Regions from separate parts of the Homo sapiens genome. Here region 1 is linked to region 2. Evidence: chromatin contacts called from ENCODE Hi-C or POLR2A ChIA-PET data. All regions are on one chromosome and are shown on one strand. Each heading gives the region's core, a stretch centred on a gene start or an enhancer-like site at or near the end of the contact. The rest is flanking DNA. Distances are from core to core; before and after follow the strand shown.

The links. A loop is a pair of places that touch in the nucleus more often than their neighbours do. ChIA-PET counts read pairs that join two places held with the same protein, here RNA polymerase II (POLR2A). Pooled maps may share reads with other maps.
Region 1: a loop to region 2 is called in a pooled map, with 2.2 times the contacts of the local background. The contact joins the promoter of KCNJ5-AS1 here to the promoter of FLI1 in region 2. A Hi-C loop is called at or near these places in 1 of 50 pooled maps. POLR2A ChIA-PET finds 5 or more read pairs at or near these places in 2 of 52 experiments (BJ and PC-3).

What each region holds. Positions count from the first base shown.
Region 1 is chr11:128,903,213-128,910,376 of GRCh38, forward strand. KCNJ5-AS1 (KCNJ5 antisense RNA 1) reads right to left here and starts at 3,019. Exons shown (of 4, transcript NR_045767.1): 1 at 2,937-3,019; 2 at 1,219-1,399; 3 at 155-299. The region is part of intron 1 of KCNJ5 (potassium inwardly rectifying channel subfamily J member 5); the gene reads left to right. RefSeq lists a silencer at 1,884-1,953.
Region 2 is chr11:128,690,419-128,697,306 of GRCh38, forward strand. FLI1 (Fli-1 proto-oncogene, ETS transcription factor) reads left to right here and starts at 3,654. Exons shown (of 9, transcript NM_002017.5): 1 at 3,654-3,858. The coding sequence starts at 3,841. SENCR (smooth muscle and endothelial cell enriched migration/differentiation-associated lncRNA) reads right to left here and starts at 5,605. Exons shown (of 3, transcript NR_038908.1): 1 at 5,495-5,605; 2 at 2,237-2,973; 3 at 1,254-1,703. RefSeq lists silencers at 2,713-2,762, 2,783-2,922, 3,606-3,975, 4,196-4,245, 4,286-4,505 and 1 more and a cis regulatory region at 3,142-3,874.

The sequences.
Region 1 (7,164 bases), core at 1,769-4,268, 210 kb after region 2:
CATTTTAAATGTTTCTCTACATCAAAATATGAAAATGAAGCTCTAAGACATCCCATTTAAATAAAAATAGGAGAAAGCCTACTAATTGCACGTGACCAAGAAGGATGTAGAGTGTGTCTGTGTTGGAAGAACGCGATCCGGCAGCTGCACTCACCTCACACAGCCACAGCCGTGGGTGTAGACGGCAGAGCTCAGCACAGACTCACAGGTTCTGGTTACTATGGCATGCACATCCTGCCCAGCTGAGAAATTCCAGAGTGAGGAGGTGTTACCCTCACTCCTGACAGAGGCAGACCTGCCTTAGATGAAGGAGAATCCAGTGAAGGGGTGTTAAGAATGAAATCAGTGGCTGCTAGTTAGTGGTCTTGTTTCTACTGCGGGGGCCGTTGTCCAAGCAGACCTTCAGAGAGTGACGGGGCACTCTTGGTGATGATGCCAGAATGACAGGTGTTACCTGGGATGCATGGACATCTTATTTCCTGGGAGCAATCAGGGACCTCTGGGGGCAAGTATTGTGCTTAGAAACACCGAGGAGCAGCTGTTAGATGAGTAGGGAGCATGCTGGAGGGGAGCAGGAGGGAGAGGGAGAACACAGCCCTGGCTGGCGGGAAGTGACCCGAGCTGCCGGGCAGCTTGTGCACAGCGGACCACATGGCAGGAAATCATGAGTTCCTTCCCTGGTGCTCCCCCCGGGACTCAGAACAACCCCATCACACCCAGAGGGCTCAGGAGGAACCAACCTCCCAGGCAGCGGTGGCTGCACTTAGAGCCTTTGGAATCAGACAAAACCTAGCCCGCTGCTTAGTAACTGTGTGGCCTGAAGCAAGCTACCACATCACTCTGCTTTTGTGACCTGTAAAATGAGGCGACTAAAACGGACTTAATAGATCTGTTTCAGGATTAAATGATACAATGCATGAAAAACACTCAGCACAAAGATGGCACAGAACAGGGATTCCATGCTGGAGCTATTATTACTGTTTGCTCCCCTGTTCTCAGGCCCACAAGGCTCTGCCACCTCACCCTGCTCACTGGACGCCTTCCTCACCAGGGCCTTCCTGACTCTTCCTCGCCCACCCCAGACAAGCCAAATTCAGGACTGCACCCTGGCCTCTCTCTCACTCTCTACTGCACTGATTTTTTTTGCCTGTGTACTCCCCACCAGACCAGGAACTCCTTGCGGACAGAGAACGCATCAAGGGTCGTCAATCTCATTACCTGTTGGAGTCACCTGGGGCCAGATTCTGGGACTAGGCATCAGCACGTTGTCCAGCTCCCAGCTGATGGCAGCGTGCGTCCAGGGCGGAGAGGTCGTGCTACTCAGGTGTGCACTGAGGACCAGCCGCGTCAACATCACTGCGGCTTCTTAGCAAAACCGCGGACTCTGGAAACCCCAGACCTACAGAATCAGAACCCGCATTTTAGCCAGATCCCCAGGAAGGGAAAGCACAGGAACGAATGCCAGTGAAGTGTGAGTCGACCTCCTTCTATCCCCAGAGCTCAACATAATTCAAACACCCAGTGGGTGTTGAGTGGGGGTTCGCTGACTAATTGACTGAGTGAGTGAAGCCCTGTGTCAGCTTCCACTGGGATTTCACACCTACTCCATCATGTGCTATGAAACAAACAGGCTCAAAAAGCAAACCCGTAAAACGTTCAGAAATTCAAAAATAGACACAGACCTAAGTTGATAGAACAAATAGCTGCAAAATGGTGCGGTTTTTAAATGAAATACCTGACGGGTTTTTAAAGATTTATTACCACCGGGCTCTGTGCCATTAAACCTCCGAGTACACTAGAGGATAATTTTGTTTTGTTTTAAGGTTGGTAATTGTGAAAAGCTGGGAAACCAGGACTGGCCCCTGGGAGGATCCTGTCCACCGGTGTGGCTTGGGCACAGTCTCTGGGTGGCTGGGGCCGCTGGCCCGCCCTTCCTCCAGGAAGAGAGACCCGCTGGCGGGGAGTCCCCGGCACTGCCAACGGCCTCCCCACGCCCGTTCCCTGGGGACAGGGCCTCTGTCTCCCCTCCGCAGGCCCCTCCTGGCTCTCACCCTCCCACCCCGCATCCCCCAGCCCCGCCTCCTCCGCAGCCGCAGAGCTGCAGCTGGCCAGGGGGCCACACCCAGGCGTCGAGCACCGCCTTATCCAGCCGCACTGGGGGCTTCGTCCCCTGCGGGGTGAGGGGTCTCCCCTGTGTCACCCTCCGAGGCCACGCTAGACGTTGTGGCGCTCAGGGCTCCCGGTTCCTGCCGCGCTGGGGCTCCCCCGTCCCAGCCTCCCTCCCCACCTCTCCCAGGCTCCCCTCCCCTGTCGCAGCCACCCTCCCCCGTCCCAACCTCCTCCCCTTCTCTCGCACGATCCGGCCAAGAGATGGCGGGGTGGCGGGAGGGGCGCTCTGGCGACCCCGGAAGCGAGAAGCAGGCCTCTGCAGGGCCAGGGATGAAGGTGCAAGGGAAAGCCCTGGGACCTGGACCTTAGGCGTGGGAGGGACGAAAGGGAAAGGTCTTAGAAAATTCCTCAGGCGTGGCTTCTGGGGGGGCGGGGCGGGGGGAGGAAAGGGGCACGGGTTCCCGGTCTCGTAGACGCTGCAGCGGAGCAGAGCCTCTAGGCATGCCCTCATCTAGAGCAGCTGCTGCGGAATCCGGGGAGCCTGCAGCACTAGCCGTGCGATTCCGGGCGAGGTTTTTAAACTCTCACCTGTTTTCCCCTTTTGTAAACTGAAGATAATGCCTCTCTCCCGGGAGTGGGAGCACGATGCTGACACACCGTAGGAACTCGGGACTTGCTGATTCTCCTTCCTTATCCTCAAGGCGTTTGAAGCACTCCTGCCCCTCACCCCCACCCCTCCAGCCCCTTTCCCAGCCCTGCCCCCTGGTGGAAAATCCTAAGAGCTACCTCTCAGGAGGGCTCCTGTAAACCAGGCACTGTACACACACCTTTCATTTCATCTTCGCAGCAGCTCTTTTTGGTGAGTACTGTTATCCCCATTTTGCAAATAAAGCAACGGAAGCTTAGAGAAGTAACTTTTCCAAATGTGCCTCAGCTCCAGGCAAAATAGGAACCTAGGTCATCTGATGCCAGAGTCAGCCTTCCTAACTGTTTATGATCCGACTTCCCTTTCTGTACTGGATTTTCTATTTCTGCCATAACAGATGACCACAGACATAGTGGCTGGAAACAGCACCCACTTATCAGCTCACAGTTCTGTAGGTCAGAAGTCCAGGCTTGATGCGACTGTGTCCTCTGCTCTGTTCCCACAAGGCCAAAACCAGGGTGTCAGCGAGGCCAGCATTCTCATGTGGAACTCAGGGCCCCCTTCAAGCTCCTGTGGTTCTGGCAGAATTCAGGTCTTTGTGGTTGTAGGACTGAGGTCCTCACTTTTTTGCTGGCTATCATCTGGGGGCTGCTCTCAGCTCCCAGAGGTCACCCACATTCCTTGCCGTGTGGCCCCCTCCATCTTTAAAACCAGCAAAGGAGAAGCCCCCTCTGTCTAATTCCTCTAATAATTTGAATCTCTTACTTCGGGAAAAGCCCAATCCCTTCAAAGGGCTTGTGATTGGGTCAAGCTCACCCCAGATGAACTTTCTTTCTTCAGTTCAGCTCTGCCATATGACATGCCCCAGTCATGGGAGTGAGGATTTCCTGGGGTTCCTCAGGGGGTGTATACCAGGGGGCAGGAATCACGAGGGTGTGTTGGAATTCTGCCTACTTACAAGTGCCTTCTCTGTCCCCAGCATGTATTCTGGTGTTACATTCAAGTGTAACACCTCGAATGCTTCCTGCTAACCCTAAAGGGCCTTGAGGGGACTGGGGCAGCCTGTTCACCAACCAGTTTGGAGCATTTTCCTATGAGTACAGTCATATATATTCCCACAGAAGAGTATACAAATATCTCCATATGAGACATAAGCACGCCCTCCTCCATTCCTCTTCCTCCAACTTCATCCCGTGTTTCAAAGCTCAGAGAGTGGTACATTTTGATCCAGCATATCTTAGAAAGTAGGAAATTGATAAAGATGCTTGTGATCACAGATAGGGAGACTGAGTCTGTGAAAAGACTCCCAAGCCAGTGGTCTCTCCAGGAAGCCCTGCTGACCCCCAAGCAAGGCTCTTACCAAGTTGTTAGGGCCCTGACTCCTGACATTCTAGACCACGCCATGACACCAAGTTTTCCTCCCTGTGGGTGCGTGATGTTTGACATTCTTCATTCAGAGGTCCATCTAAATGGATGTCACATTCACTAACGCATCATCTGAAATACAACTTCCTTTGATTTTGCCTCTTTTGAGTCTTTCTCCACTTGTGTTTTCCTATCAAAGGGATTAAACCACTTTGCTGGACTTGAAGCTCTGTCTTTTCCAAAAGCTTTCATCATGTCTCAACACAGCTTCCCATTCACAGACACAGGAGAGGATGGAAGAAGAGAAGTATCAGGCTTGATGAGGCTTAATAGGATTTGCTCAAGTCAGTGCCTTTCCCTGCGTCCTGCAGAGAGTAGCTAGGATGCTCAGCTTACCTAGGCCAGCCACAGCATTCCTCCCTGTCTGTCCTCTACAGACAGTTCTGCAAAAACCCTAGCTTCAAAGAGGAAATGCTAGAATATCAACTATGGGAGGGCTGGCTCTGCGTTTATCTTCTTCACTGCTTTATGTCCAGCTCCTAGCACAGGGGTTTGGCTATAGTAGTTCCTCAATTAATGTGTGCTTAATGAGTGCATAATTAATAGAACGGATCTCGAAAACCTGATTAAAGAATTTCATCTCCATTGTCCCTGAAAATCCTTTTGACTTGATAGGCACACAACACTGGAAGCCAGGGTTTCAAGGATGGGGATTTTACTTACCCTTAAAAGAAATCTAAACAGTAGAGGCTGCATGCTGGTCAGCTCAATGCTTGCCCTGCAAATTGCCCACTGGGCCTTTAGCTATTTGTCTTAGATAATCTCTACCTCTCTTTCTTCATCTTTAAAATGGGGTTAATGGGATATTGCATTAAATTTCAATTTGAGGAGAGATTATGAATACGTATGTTTATTTTATTTATACTTATGTTTGTATCATGTATTCTTTCCATGAATCCCTACAATTGGCTCCCAGGGCTGGAGGAGCAGAGGATATTATCTGGGATTTATAGCAGAGTAAACTGAGGCAAAGAAAGTTAAGTTTGTTTGTATTTGGACCACAAAGCTGGTTTGTTGGACACTGAGTCAGAATCCAGATGTTACCCTGGGTTGAGCAAGGGATGACTTCTGCGGATGATTCCAGCGCACAGGAATGCGTCCCAATATCAAATCAAAAGTAAACCACCCTTTCCTATCTGCCAGACGCAAAAAGTTTTCCTATCTGGGCTGAAGTCTCCTAGAAAACATTTTCCCGTTTCTAGTACGGCACAAAGCCTTCGCCTACAAGAATGTATGCAAGTATGTTTAAAAATAAAGAAGGAAACAGTGCAGAAAATCAGCAGCAAGCTGTTTCCCCAAAGAGCTGAGTACAGGAGGATGTGAGCTCCCATGTGCCCCGGCCAATGACTCATTCTTGTGGCACTGTGCCTGCCCTGCCCAACCTCAGTGGCTCAGGGAGTCCGCAGCGGCACCCCCATTGGAAGCCTATCTTGGTTCCAACAGCTGGGGTGTCCAGAATACACGGGGCCTCGGGACAGCAGCATTTTCCATCATCTCTGAGCATCTGTGATTGAGTTTTCAGGATGAAGTCTCCCACTTAAGGCAGAGCAAATTCCTGCTTGGGATTCTGCAAAGATAGCCCCAAGCATTTTCCTCCTTGTCTCATTTATCCTTGTTAACTGCCACATGAAGGAGCAGGAAGCAGGTGGCCCTATGCAGAATGGGAAATGGCCAATGGACATCTGGGACAAAGCCCTTCAGATGACCTTTTGATATGATGTTTTAAAGGTTATCTTGAAATTGCTATAATCACCCAGGCAGCACAGGAAAAGGCCTGCCAGGGTCATCTGACTCCCCAGGACAGCTGGGATCTACCTTGGTTTGCCATTAGGCAGTCAGCTCAGTGGTTGACAGGCCTTTTTCCAGGTTGTTCTACTGGGGACACAGCTTCCCGGTGTTCTGCCTGGTGGAACCTGCAGCTGGAGTCACCCTCAGAATGGTGGCAGGGGAATTCCTGCAAGGGACTGCCCAAACCATCCCCAAATGGGGTCAGTTGAGATTCCAAAGAAGAAATCACCAAGTTCCAAAGCACTTATTAGGGGAACTTACATGTAGAGCGCTGCACTGGTCCTCATGACAGACAGCAAGAAAAGAGGTGCTCCGCTTAAGTATGTCTGCGGCAAGGGCTCTGGGTTATGGAGTTATTTGGCCCAAGGTTGGGCTAATTCCTACATGTTTAGCAACATGTTTAATCTTTCAGTATTTCAGGTAACAACCTAAACAGGGTTTCAGTGCCAGGGAATGTTTCCAGGGCTCAGGCCTGCAGGAAAAGACATGCAGCTGGCCAAGTGACAGAGCAGTCTAGGCATTCTGTGTTTCTCGATCAGGACAGATAAGTAAGTGGGGGTTCCTGGGGGACCCTATACCCGGGAGGGAGGGTAACTGCGAATTCAAGGAAGACTTACTTATAAAGAGGAAGAAGGGTTGAAAGATAGTATCCCTAAGGTGATGTTTCCCAGGGCCAGAAGCTCATAGAACTTTCTGAAGGGAGCAGGTCATCAGCCTTAGCATGAGCCCCGGAGCATCAGTGTCTGCTGGCCGTTGTGTGGTGAGTGCTGTGGGTCAGCCTTTGGGCTGCAGCCAGATAAACCTAGACCCAAAACCTCACTTGGTCACATGCTAAGTGAGCTTCATTCTTCTCTTCTGAAAAATGGGGGGATAATAATGGTATTTATCTAACCATGTTGTGAGGATTAAATCAGCCAATGGATAAAAATTTCCTAGTGCAGTTCCTGGCTTCTGAGTGCTCAGAAATGTTGTCTGTTATTGTTAATTAAAGAGGTCTTTCCCAACTGAATGAGAGTCTTAAAGCTCGTTAAATGGGTTTTGAGGGGACTATCAGACACCTGTATTGCAGGTGTGTGGGTATCTCTTGGAAGTGTGGTAGGCACCCCCACAAACACATTACGCCCTTTGAAGAGCTTTGGGGCCATTAACATCCTGTCCAGTTCCATTTCTTAGAGGACAGGGAATCAAATTTTCTA
Region 2 (6,888 bases), core at 2,404-4,903:
GACCAGGCTCAGATCGTCAGGTCCGCCCACCCCAAACCCAGTCTGGGGCCGAAGAAGCCCGGGAAGCCCGTGTCTGGAAAGTCTTGACCGGGTCAAAAGGGCTGACATTGAGCGAGCCAAGACACGTTTCGACCCGCCGCTCCCCTCCCGGGGGAAGCAGGACTTCCGCATCTTTGAAAATACTGTCAAGTGCGAATGGTGCGAGGCAAGTCGTCTCACCAGCGTTCCAAATGAAAATGCTCCAAATCCAAATATTTCCTGAGTATTCACGCCCATGTGCACGGTTTCTGTAAGTGACCCCAGACTTGGAAACATGTGGTGGGCTGTTTTGTTGTTGGGACATTTTTTTCTCCAGTTGGTAGCTTTTGTTTTAAATACTGGGAAGAGCTTCCTTGGCTGTGAGCTGCCTCTGACTTGAAAACCAGCCCCGAGCTGCTGGAAAGTGAGCTGTCGCCGATGGCACTCATACCAGCTCCTGTTCAGCAGCTCTGCCCAGTCTGGGAAAGGGCGAGGCCATTGGAGCCATGGTAAGCCAGGAAAGAGGGTGTGCACAAGTGTGTGGGCAGGGGCAGCCTTCCCCAAGCTGGGCCCAGAGACTAAGGAAAGAGGAAGGAGAGAAGAGAGGAGGGAGAGGAGAGGGAAGGGGAGGTCTGCCCCACTAACACAAGACAGTTTTCATTTGTAGGCCCTCACCGCAGGCTCTCTATCAATTTGTCTCAATGCAAACATTCAAAATATCCCCTTTGGCTGCTCGTGAAAACAATGTGAGCTGCCAGGATCAAACCATCTTTCCAGATGTCTGGTGGTAACCACATTAAACAGGGTAGACTTGTTTACTATTGTGCTTGGTTAGGGCGCTTCCCCCATCCCCTTTCAGGATTTAAAAAAGCAGCAGTAGCAGTGGAGTTGACCATCAAACCCTGAGTTACATAAAAGTGGGGCAAACTGACCTACGGGCATGCCAACACTGGATGGAGGAAATCCGAGATTCCCGCAGGCATCTAGTCAGAGTTAGGTGGGGTCTTCTTTCTGGGTGGAGACCTCTGTGAATGGACAGGAGCTTCTCCCAGGGGGCTGAAAATCGCCAACAACAGTGGCACCAGTGCCAGTCTGTGAGTCCCAAAGGGCCGGGGTGCCTGTGTCTATGCATCTAGTGGTGCCTGTGCCAGGCTCTCCACTACCCCCCGCCCATCTCCAAAACCATGAAATTGCCGTAGCTTTGGAGAAACAGAAAGTGCGATGGAGTTCCACAGTTAAAAACTAAAGGGCAAGTCTTCAATTTAATCTAGTTCCATATTGAATAATTCCAGTGGGGGAGGCAGCTGGTGCTGAAAGGAATTGGGGGACAGTATAGGAATGTTCGGGTGACTACTGATTAATGTAGTGAAGATGATCTGTCACTTGCCAGACCAACAGGAGTTGGAAAGAGAAACCTAGCCATGGTGTCTGCCACAGAGGGACCCTCTAAAGTGCTAGGAGGAGGGTGGGGGGCAGTCGCCACCTGTGGGATGCCATGAACAGCCTCTGCAACTGGCCAGCACCAGGAAGGGGGGCCTCCTGGTGGTGGAGTTGGAGTCCTTTCTGGCTGAATGAGGAGCAATGTGGCTGGGGTGTGCGGGTTTCTGGTGAGGTCCGGGTGGGAAGCCGTCTCTCCGCATTCTCCTGAAAGCTCTGTTGTAGTTTGAAGGTCGGTAGAGCCTGGGCTGAAAAGGAAACAATTTGGGGTTTGAAAGGATGTAATTCATTCTTCCTTTCCCGTTAACCTCTTTCCTCTCTGGAAAGCACGTGGAAACGCTGAAGGGAGGAGTGAGAGGGCAGGCAGCCTGCCGCGGGGAGGAAAGGGTTAAGCCTGATTTCTTTTAATTGAACTCCAGAACTGGTGGCCCCAGGCAAAGGGGGGGACTGACCCCGCTAGCGGTAACCAGATGTGGCGGTCCCAGGGGAGCCCCGGAGCAGACCCCTGGATTGAGAAGCAGACAGGAGCGGGGGGAGTCAGCCCGGCCCCCATCCCACCATCCACCCCACCCCCACCCCCAACACGCACACCAAGTCTCAATTGCTGGCAGGCTGCACCCGCCACTCCAGGTCTGGTCACGTTCAGACCCGTGTCTGTATTCGAACCCAAAATTGGAGCCGAATTGATGAGACTAATTTCTAGAGAGGGAGGGGGAGGGAGGGAGACGAGTGAGCTCTCGGGCTCAATTGCTCCTGAAGAAATAAAGAATTAATAAGTCACCTTTTTTCGCCTCTGTGGACACCCTTTTGAAATTTTTTCTTCCAATTGACTTGGATCTCCTCTGGATTTTTTTTCCCTCTTTCCCCCGTCGGACTCTTAAATAAAAGTGAGCAAGTCCAAAGCGTGGTCCGGAGAGCGTGGACAAGGTAACCTGTTTTGGATGTCCGGGAGAAGGGAGTCCGGCCGAAAGGGCCCAGCCCCTCGAGGCTGCTCCAACTGGGGCGCGCGGCGGCCCAGGAGGGAGGCGGGGAGGTCTCCGGGTTGGGCCGGGGAACGCCGGCCTCCAGGCTGGGTAGGGAGGACGGTCCAGAGCGCGGGCCTCCGGGTCTCACCCCGGGAAAAGTCTGGGTCTGCTCTGCGCTGTTGCGTGCTGCGCTCCTGGGACCTGCTGACTGTCCTAGAGGGAACGTCCCGCGGTAGTGTCAGTTCCCTGGGGACCAGGAAGGGCGACTCTTGCCTGGGAGTCAGTGCTTGGGCCGTCGGGTCCGGGTAAGCGCTGGGGGTTTGGCTCGAGAAGATGCGGATAGGTGGCCTAGGGCGCCGCGGATCTCCGCCCTCTGCGGGCACCGGGAGCCCAGGGTCGAGGCGCGCCGCCCCGAGGGGCCCCTTCTCCTAACAATGCGCCCGGAATGGAGTCCGCGCCCTGACAGCGCGGGTCAGCCCGAAACCGCCCAGAATCCGCTTCGATGAGTGGGTGAGCCGCTCTGGGAGTCTGCCGCGTCTCGGCAGCGGAGGGCCTGAGTGGAAAAATTCTTATTGGATGCACTTTTTAATGGTTGGTTTGCCTCGGTTTTCGTCCGAGTCTTCCCCGGCAGTAGGCGCTGGGTTACCCGCAGCCCTAGCCAACTCTCCCTCCATACCCCCCCTACCCCACCCCCAAAAAGTTTGTCTCCGGCTGGAAAAAGCATTAATGAACGTATCTGTGGGAAGAAACGGAAAGTGAATGAGTCAGGAGGGCCACCTTCGGCCAACCGCCTCAGGAAAAGCAAAGAAGCCAAAGGTCTTTGGCTTTGGATTTTGGGGGAAGGTGATGGGGGGAGGTTCAGACTTCGGGAATCAGGGCGCGGACGCTGGGCGTGGACCCCGTCATTGTTCCCGGCTAGCTCTTATCTCCCAGGAGCAAGTATCCTGTGTGCGCAGCGCATGAATGTGTCTGGGCATCTCCGCGTATATTTATATAGTGTGTGATGCGAAAAGCAGGACCAGCAGGGGAGGAAGAGGGGGTGTGGGGGGGGAGGGAAGACGAGGGAGAGCAGAGGGGAGAGAAGAGAGAGGAGAGCTCGAGGCGAGAGAGAGAGAGAGAGAGAGAGAGAGAGAGAGAGAGAGAGAGAGAGAGAGATAGGACTTCCTCCCCGATTCGCAAAGTGAAGTCACTTCCCAAAATTAGCTGAAAAAAAAGTTTCATCCGGTTAACTGTCTCTTTCGCTCCGCTACAACAACAAACGTGCACAGGGGAGTGAGGGCAGGGCGCTCGCAGGGGGCACGCAGGGAGGGCCCAGGGCGCCAGGGAGGCCGCGCCGGGCTAATCCGAAGGGGCTGCGAGGTCAGGCTGTAACCGGGTCAATGTGTGGAATATTGGGGGGCTCGGCTGCAGACTTGGCCAAATGGACGGGACTATTAAGGTAAGCGGCGGGGCAACGGACGCGGGCGGCGGGGACCGGCCGGGGAGGCGAAGCGGCGGGCGGGTAGGTGCGGGGCCCGCGTCCCGGAAGACGTGGCCTCTCTCCCTTCCCTCCGCGCCCCGGCTTCGCGCCGGCTCCTCCGGCGCTCGGGTGGCGAGTCCTACTCGCGGGCCAGCCGGCCAGGCGCCCGCATTGAGGGCGACCCTCCCCCGAAATCCCAGCCCCCAAAGTGGAGCCCCGGCCCCCCTCCCACCTCGCTGCCCGCCGGGGCTGCAGGAGGGGACGGCGGGAAACCGGGGGACCCCAGGGTACGGAACGGAGTCAAGGGCGAGAGACCTCGGGGTCCACCACTCCCACCGACACCCGGGGCTCCCGTGGCCCCAGCGCTAGGCACTGGGCTTCCTCTCCGCAGAGGCGGAACACGGCGGGGGCGGGGGCTGCAGTCGCCCGGGCTCGGGTCCCTGCCTGGTGGGCCCTGGGGTGGGTAAGTGGCCTCGTTGCACGAGGGTAGGGGTGCAAGTGAGTGTGTCGGGGGATCTATCTGAGCGGGCTCCTCCAGATGGAAGCCCCTGTTTACATGTCAGCGCTTTCCCTTCCTCTCGGCACTCAGTCGCCCGGCTCTAGGCGCTGGAGAGCCGCCGGCTCCGCGGGACTCCTGGGCCGGCCTCGCCGCCTCTCCGGCGGGGAACCTTCCCCAGCCCCCGTCCGCACAGATCCCTAGCGCCCCGAGCCCCCGCCCTTCGCGCCTAGGCGTGCGCCGGCTCCAGGACCAGGGCTCCTGGAGCTGTCGCCTCCGAAAGGGTCCTGCGTCCTTCGGAGCCGCCTCCGTTGCAGGGGCCGGCTGTGAGCCCGCGCCCCGCGCCCGCCCGGCCATTCCCACCCCAGCCGCCGCCGCCAAGCCTGGGTCTAGGTTGCAAAGTGCAACCCAGGCGGAAAGGTGAGGGTTTGGGTTCGCGTCTCACTTCAGAAAAGTTGACTGCTGTCTCTGAAAGGGTTCGCCAAGTAGGGCCAGGAGCAGAGAGGAGGGACACCCCCTAACGTGACGGGCCTTAGAGGACCTAGGGGAATGAATGGGACCAGGGGTTAGCTTCGAGGCTGCCGCGCAACACCAAGCGGGAGTCTGTCTGGAAAAACTATTAGGCTGGCGAGGTGGGGACTGGCAGAGCCCGCCATTCCCCAGAACCCGAAAGAATCGACTCCCTGCTCAGGGCTCAGCAAGAGAAGGCTAAGATGTTGGGCTCAGAGAATTCAAGAGATTTTTATCTTCTGGGTGGGGTCGTGGTTTTTATTTTCTAAGTTTTTTTTATGAAAGTTTGAAATATGCTGACTTAGGTAAAAGACACCAACCGAAGGAACTTGCAAATCTGGAGATGAGATAACTGACTGTGATGGGTTAAAGGGAGCTATAAGAGCCTATAAGAGCCTGGGTTCCTCAAACCCAAAGTGAGTAGGTGAGAAGTAGGTGAGAGGGGATTCCTGCAAAGACCCGAGAGTGGGGGTCATTGGGCCATTTTATGCCTGTTTCTCTGCTTCCTGTTGATGTGTTCATGCAAGTGTCTCTGTATTTCTGGGTTTAGTAATGAGATGCTCCCCTCTAGAAAACTCCCTCGCCCCAATCAGGACAGTTACCACTTACTCTGAAGGCCTCTTCTGATCCAGAAGGGTGGTAAGATGGCCTCAGGGTCTTGATGTGGACACCCTAAGGAAAAGTGAAGAAATATCTCCACACTGCTTAAACTCTACGCACAGGCCCTGAGCAAAAGGAGGAAGCTGTGGTCTGTGTACCCAGGATGTGCTAACCTCTTTAGATACACACAGGGATTGGCATGGCAGGCCTCGAGAACAGGCTTAGAGCAGGAACCTGACACTTCAGGCCAAGGATGGGAGTGAAAGTCCTTCCTTTTTTTGTGGGTGGTAGGAGCCATGAGCTCCTCCAAACCCTCCCTGTGAGCAACCTGTCATTCACCTAAGTTACCTGGCTAGGCTGAGTCCCCACAGAGCTACCTTCAGTCTCCAAGCATTCTGCAAGATTGAGCCTTTAGTGTGTGTGTTGGTGTTTAAGTTGTGTGAAAGCCACAGTTTTCTGTTCGCATGTGACCTCTGGATCTTGGGGTTTCCAGATCCTGTTCCCACAATAGTTCAAATACTGTGCTTGGAGAGGACAGTGGACCAGGAGAGAGGCCAGCATTCTTCTGCTCTCTTGGTGAGAATGAACCGTCCATTAAGCCTGTTTGAGATTCATAGTCATCACAAAAATGAAACAGTGGAACTAGGTTACCTCTACAGTAGTATCTAACCAATCTTCTCAGTGCCTAAAATGTGCTCATATGTGTTTACAAGAACACTTGCCTGTATGTGCACTAAATCCAGCCCTACACTGATCGAGGTTGACGACACTCTAGAGAGAATCTAATTTGTGTACACAAATCCAGGGTGTCCATTTCCAGTTTGAACTGCCTGGAAAAATCAGGTTTGAGTGATTCTAGGATGTGATTTTATGCACCTGCATAGTTCTTCCTCAAATATAAGTCATGTCTATATTTCAAAATACCTGTGGGTCTTGGCACTTAGGTGGTATTTGGTGCAGGAAGCCAGGGAAGTCTGGATTTCTTCACAGAAGCCCTTTATTTTGTGCATAATTTGCACAACTCTATGTGATTACAAAATCCCAATCTTGTTGCCCTCCTTATAAGTCCCTCCATATTATATTCTCTTCTCTTTTCCAAGAACGGCTCCTGGAAAGGCTCTGACCGTCACATTGGGAGAAGCAATATTTGCTGGAGCCACGCTACTCTTTTGTCACAGACAGGTTAACTTGCAGTATTAAACAACACCCGACCCACGCCCCTGCTTCCCACACTGATATTATCAGTGTTAAAAAGCACATGATACTGTTTGCTGCTTTAAGAAATGACCTGGTTTCAAAAACTGCATCTTAATTTTAGGCTGGCTTCAGTTGAATCCAGTTAATTTTATCTATGAATGCCTGACTCAGTGCACGTGGTGTCATTACAGATGGGGAGACAGAGA